2 separate regions of the Homo sapiens genome follow, and region 1 is linked to region 2. The links are chromatin loops, found by intact Hi-C in ENCODE. Cell type or tissue: PC-9. All regions are shown on one strand. Each heading gives the region's core, and the rest is flanking DNA. Links, peaks and the distances in the headings are about the cores only. Region 1 overlaps SH3RF3 (SH3 domain containing ring finger 3). Region 2 overlaps SH3RF3 (SH3 domain containing ring finger 3).

What was found. Peaks named below come from ENCODE experiments on the same cell type or tissue, not always from the same donor. Only the 100,000 strongest peaks of a DNase experiment are listed, where the experiment ranks them.
Region 1: it touches region 2 in a loop (14-fold over the local background); 3 of 110 quality-filtered maps call a loop at or near these places.

The regions. Positions count from the first base shown.
Region 1 is chr2:109,469,389-109,472,298 of GRCh38, reverse strand. All of the region lies in intron 8 of SH3RF3 (SH3 domain containing ring finger 3), which reads right to left. It also overlaps a transcript of RANBP2 not described here. Among named protein-coding and RNA genes, the nearest start is that of SEPTIN10, 140 kb to the left of the region's middle. RefSeq lists an enhancer at 1,434-1,553. In PC-9, for the core only: no CTCF peak of the experiment used is centred there; a DNase peak (open chromatin) is centred at 1,468; H3K27ac peaks cover 1,578 bases.
Region 2 is chr2:109,241,441-109,244,350 of GRCh38, reverse strand. All of the region lies in intron 1 of SH3RF3 (SH3 domain containing ring finger 3), which reads right to left. It also overlaps a transcript of RANBP2 not described here. Among named protein-coding and RNA genes, the nearest start is that of MIR4266, 71 kb to the left of the region's middle. In PC-9, for the core only: no CTCF peak of the experiment used is centred there; DNase peaks (open chromatin) are centred at 860, 1,360 and 2,790; H3K4me3 peaks cover 609 bases; H3K27ac peaks cover 2,500 bases.

The DNA of each region.
Region 1 (2,910 bases), core at 180-2,679, 230 kb before region 2:
GTCCTCTCCTGCCACCGTCTTCCTGGAGCAGCCCAGACCCTGGCCAGGTGGCACCTCCCTGAATAAGTGCCCTGATTTGGGCTTTTATCCCTATCTAATTTTTAACTGGGGACTGCTCCTACATTTCTATAAGGAGCTGCTACCATGAGGTCACAGGTGGTTGTTAATCATATTAACTAATTAATAATAATTAACAATCTAATTAATAATTAGAAAAGGATGGGAATTTGAAAGAAGCTGAGATGTCAGAATCCAGGTGCACACTGTGCTACAGGGCCACACAGTGCAGGGGGCCCAGGACTCTGCTTCTCCCTGAATTGGCAATATAACCATGGAGGAAAATGGCCTGCTTCAGACCAAGTTACATGAACTGCTGTTCACACAGCCCCTGCCTTCTAGAGAACTGCCAGGCATCTGCTCTCCCTGTGTCTGCATAGTCTCAGCAAATAGAGTGTGGAAAAAGTTTAACAAGACGTGCCCCATGCAAAAAGGCAGGACAAGCTATCCAGGACTGTGCATTAGTCTATCTCCTATGGCTAAGCTCTTGGGACCGTCTTATTAGGTATGTGAGGCTGAGACAGCAAGGGGGTGAGTGGAAAAGAAAGAGACTTAGACCCCGCCCCAGCATGTGTCCTGGAGCAGGTGGCTTGGACAGCAACCTCCTCACCCATGGAATACAACAGTGTCTGGGCCTACATGAGCTGTTCCAATGATGAATTTTGCCACTGACTGATATGGTTTGGCTCTGTGTCCCCACTCAAATCTCATCTAGAATTGTAATCCCCATGTGTCAAAGAGGGACCTGGAGGGAGGGGACTAGATCACGGGGGCAGTTTCTCCCATGCTGTTCTTGTGATAGTGAGTGAGTTCTCATGAGATCCAATGGTTTTATGAGGATTCTTCCCCCTTCACTTTCTCTTCTCTCTCCTGCCGCCTTGTGAAGAAGGTGCTTGCTTCCCCTTTGCCTTCCGCCATGATTGTAAGTTTCCTGTGGCACCCCCAGCTGAAACTGAGAGTCAATCAAACCTCTTTCCTTTATACATTACTCAGTCTCAGGTATTAATTTCTTTTTTTTTTTTTTTTTTTTTTTTTGAGACAGAGTCTGTCGCCCAGGCTGGAGTGCAATGGCACGATCTCGGCTCATTGCAAACTCTGCCCCCTGGGTTCAAGTGATTCTCAGCCTCCCAAGTAGCTGGGATTAGAGGCACCTGCCAACACACCCAACTAATTTTTGTGTTTTTAGTGGAGATGGGGTTTCACCATGTTGGCTGGGCTGGTCTCGAACTCCTGACCTCAAGTGATCTGCCCTCCTCGGCCTCTCAAAGTGCTGGGATTACAGGCGTGAGCCACCGCACCCAGCCTAGTCTCTGGTATTTCTTTACAGCAGTGTGAAAATTGACTAATACACTGACTCTGCCTCAGGCAACAGAAGAGATTTCTTATCATGAGGAAGAAGGAATGAAATGTCAGCACCCTTTGTTTGCTGTGAGCTGACTTCCCTGCAAAGGGTCTCTCTAAGCTGTGGCCTGTGGAACAGGGGTGGCTGAGCCGAGGCCTCTACTTCCTGCACATCTGCACCTCTGGCTCTGCTATTTCTGTGATGACCCATCCTCCACCAGCCCCGGCCACAGCAGTTTCTAGGCACCCCATGCGTGGCACTGTCAGAGCCAGTCCAGGGAGCTTGGTGTAACTGCCTGTCCTCCTCCAGACTGCCTTGTTCAGCTCTGCACGTAGAGTACTGAGCCAGGGCTTGTCCCAAAGTGGGTGCTCCACAAATATTTTGTTAAGTCAATAGATGAAAAATAAGTGAATGACCAGAGGGCAACTACACTCAAGTGGGTGGTGTCTCCCCAGACGTGCAATAAGGAAGAGCAAATTCTGAGAACCAAAGATTGACAAGGCGCTTCCAGGGACTTGTTGAGATCCAGCAAAACTCTGGAAAAGATGATCTTTTCCAGATGGAGCAGGAGTCTACCCGAAATGCAAGCATGGATTTCACATGTGGCTAGAGCTGCTGGGTGCTGTGGGTCATCCTTCTAACTCCCATCACTTATTGATGAGGAAATAAGTCATTCCAAAGTAATCTCATCTCTTTACGTAGTGAGGTCCCAGGAGCCTTTGGTGAGGAGACAGGGCCACCCCAGCCACCCCAGAAGGGACAAGGAATCCTTGTAGTTGAGAAGGTGGCTTTGTCTTCATTAGCCAGAAGACAGCTCTGTGGTTGCCCACCACCAGAACGGGCTCAGCTAACCCTCAGACAGGACGCACGAAGAGTGAAATGATCAACACTAAGTAACTCCAGCTTGCAGGATCAAGCGTATCTGCTCATGGGTTCATCTTATAGCTCGCATGTCCTGGAAAGTGCTCTGAGAACACTGCTGTCCAGGCTCAGACCCCCACAGAAGAATGTCTGAGGTTGTGGTTGCAGTGGACAAACGCCTGGCCCCAAGCTGCACACATAACCAACGGCTGGAAAAATTCGGATCTACCTTCTGAGGAAAAGCACGGTTTTCTGGCTTTTCTTCATGAGATCTGGGGGTTCTTTTGTTCAGCAAAAACATAATGGTTAAGCTTTTCAGCGTTCTGCCAGACTTATTACTATTTGCTTGTTGGGTTTCTGGAGCTTGTGGATTTGTCCTTAATCAGAAGTACACAAGACCAGTGCTCAGTCACTCTGAGCCACTGGGGCCCAGCTCCCATTGCCAGCCCACCTAGGAGAAGTCACACACAGAGGACACATTAACTGTTATTTTCTAGGCAGCCTAAGTTTTGTGCTTTGATGAAATTAGGCCACAGAAGACCATCCCACTGCACACATAGTGTGACCCCTGCACAACAGGCATTACTGTCAAACCCTTCCTCGACAGAGCAGCGGATGCATGCATGGAAAACCAACAGACCAGGCAGGCA
Region 2 (2,910 bases), core at 300-2,799:
CTGCTCTGTGTCACTTTTCTCACCTGCTCCTAGATGCAAAATGTGCACATTTGCCTGAAGAAGCTGTTGCATAATGCTTTGTTGTACCTCCTGTGTGCTTCTTAAATGTTTTATGCCCCCGTCATGTTTTATCTCCAGCTCGGATTAGAATCCATTGTTTTGCAGTCCATAAATAGTACATCCTTCAAACAGTACAAAAAAAATAGCTACAGAGGATTTGCTGAATTGTAAGTTCAAGGAAAACTATTCTTTCTATCAGGATTCTAGGCAATCTAGGACCAACAGAGAAAATACCCTCGCTACAATTACCCATCTCACTGTTTAATGATCACTGCTGATGGCAAAAACTTCACCTATGAGCACATGAGCTGGGCAGGGCAAACAGAACCACCAAGTGCCCATGGCTGCATGTCGGTGGCATGAGCTCTTCTGGTGTCTAAGCCTCTCTCACTCACTACTCACTCATCTATTTACTCACTCAAGATCTTTCTAAAGCAAACCAGATCACGTATTGTCCTGATTACAGCCTTTCAATGGCTTCCCAACGCACAGAGAACATGTCCCAAACTCCTTTCCTGGATTGCAAAACCACTCGGGCCACCCCGAGGTTCTCTGAAAACACCATGCTCAATCTCTCCTTAGTCTCCCTGTACCAGGCGATTGTCCCCGACCTTTGCCTCCCTGGCCCCTTCTCACCACTCATATCTTCAGCTCTCAGTTTAGACACCATCTCTTTAAAAATGTTCCCCAGCCACCAAATATAAAAGTCATTCTCTGTCATTCTCCATTATAGGTTCCCATGGTGTTAATTACCTGTATGTCACCTGCCCCATCTGACTTTTTTCATGAGCATTTCCTGTTCATTGGCCTCCCTGGCTGGAATGCACACGAGGAGAATACGAAAATCCCTTCCTCATTTGCCACCACACACTTGATGCAAGAAGAAAGGACAGGCACTCCAGCATGTGCCCCGGGAATATCTGGTAAGGGGTGAACAGAAGGAGACTAAGCACATGGAATCTCAGGGCTGCAAAAGCACACGGGAGTCTCAGGATCCATGCGGTGTACGGCTGACGCCGGCTCTGGCCCAGGACTGGCAGTTGCTGATGGGTCCCTCTACTGAGGCAGGGGATCTGCAGACCTCTCAGCTACTGCTCAGACCTCAAGAAGCTTTCCTCAGCCCTTACAAGACACCTGCACAAGGCAATAGCCTGCTCCCAATTGTCTGCCTGAAAGACAACACCTCCCATCTCATCTGCTGCTGACGCTACAGGAATATGAACAGCCGATTTCATTGTTCTCACAAATCACGACACTCTAAATTCAATTTCCTTAATAGTCTCAAACACTCAGAATAACAGAACCATGAGTCACGGAAGTCCGACTCAGCCTCACACAGAGGACAAGAGTCCTTTGGCTGCAATTCCTGATTTCCTAATGCTGTTCTGTGAGGTTTTTGGATGCCTGTTCCCTTTGTGAGAATAGATAATCTGAAGCAGAAGAAAAAGGCCCTATTGCTCTATTTGGGCCACAGAGTGAGGGTCCCCATCCTCTCCAAACTTGCCACACCCCAGCCTGAGGACGTCACTGGGGAAAGAAGATCAAGGCCCAGCTGTGGACTCCAAACCTCTGAGCCCAGACCAGGGCTCACGAAATGTGTCCTGACTGTCTGGCCAAGCAGCCATTGGATTAATTTTACTGGAGTTTTCACAAGGTAGGCACAGCCCAGTAAGGAAAAGTCAAAGCAGGAGGTCTCTTTGGGCTAGGCCGGCCTGGGGCACGGTGGTCAGTGCAGACACAGGCTTCCCACTTGGCCTTGTTGCCATTCACTCCCGCTTCTCCAGTGGCCAATCAGTGCCTGTGTCACTGGGGCGGCTCAGCAGGAAGGCCTGGCCCCATTCTGAGCCCCAAGGCCCAGGACTCTAGGCACGGGCTGCTCTATGGGTGTGACCATCTGCAACGAGGCACGACACAGACAGGAGACAAGGTCCTCAGTGTAGCAGCCAGCAGACTCAGCTGGGAGCTTCTAGACTCCCAGGCCTGGCTTCCACCCAATTGGTGACATTAAAACTGCTAGGGGGAACCCATGCCTCAGGACTACAAAGCTCCCCAGATGGTGCCAAGGTGCTACCAAAGTTGAGAACAGCAGGAAAAGGGGCCACCTAAGCTAGGACACCAACACAGACAAGAGGGGAAGTGATTCCTCAGGGAGCCCACCATGACCAGGGAAAACAGGAGGCGAACAGAGGAGCCACCCTGTGTGGCAGGCTACCTATGACACCCCCGTCTACACCAGAGCCAGCCACTTGCAGGACGAAGGACTGGGAAAGGGAATCCTCTTTCCCAGTCTGATCACTCACAGGTGTCAGGCCAAGAAAACCACCATGAAAGCAGCACTCTGGGGAACATCGTGTCTCAGGTCCAAGCAGAGGTGGTGGGCCCCTGTAGTCCCAGCTACTCGGGAGGCTGAGGCAGGAGAATGGCGTGAACCCGGGAGGCGGAGCTTGCAGTGAGCCGAGATCGCACCACTGCACTCTAGCCTGGGGGACAGAGCAAGACTCCATCTCAAAAAAAAAAAAAAATTATTCAAGACACTAGGGAAACACGCAGGGTGGGAACAGAAAACTGGCAGATACAGAAGCCAGAGAAGAGGGACTGCAGGGACTGGGGGAGAGAACTGCCGAACCCTCACCATGGCGAGGCGGGGAGACAGAGAGTCCCAGGGGCCCTCCCAGCAGAGCTGACCGAACCAAGCCAAACCTCAATGCCTGAGGCCAAGTGGGAGGGAAGAAGGTTGTGTGGGAGGGAGGACGGATGGTTATAAATCTGATTTTCTGCCAACAAAATGTAATACGAGCTTATGTAGGAAATTTCAAAAGATATAAAGAAAAAAAAAGGACATTCCTAAAG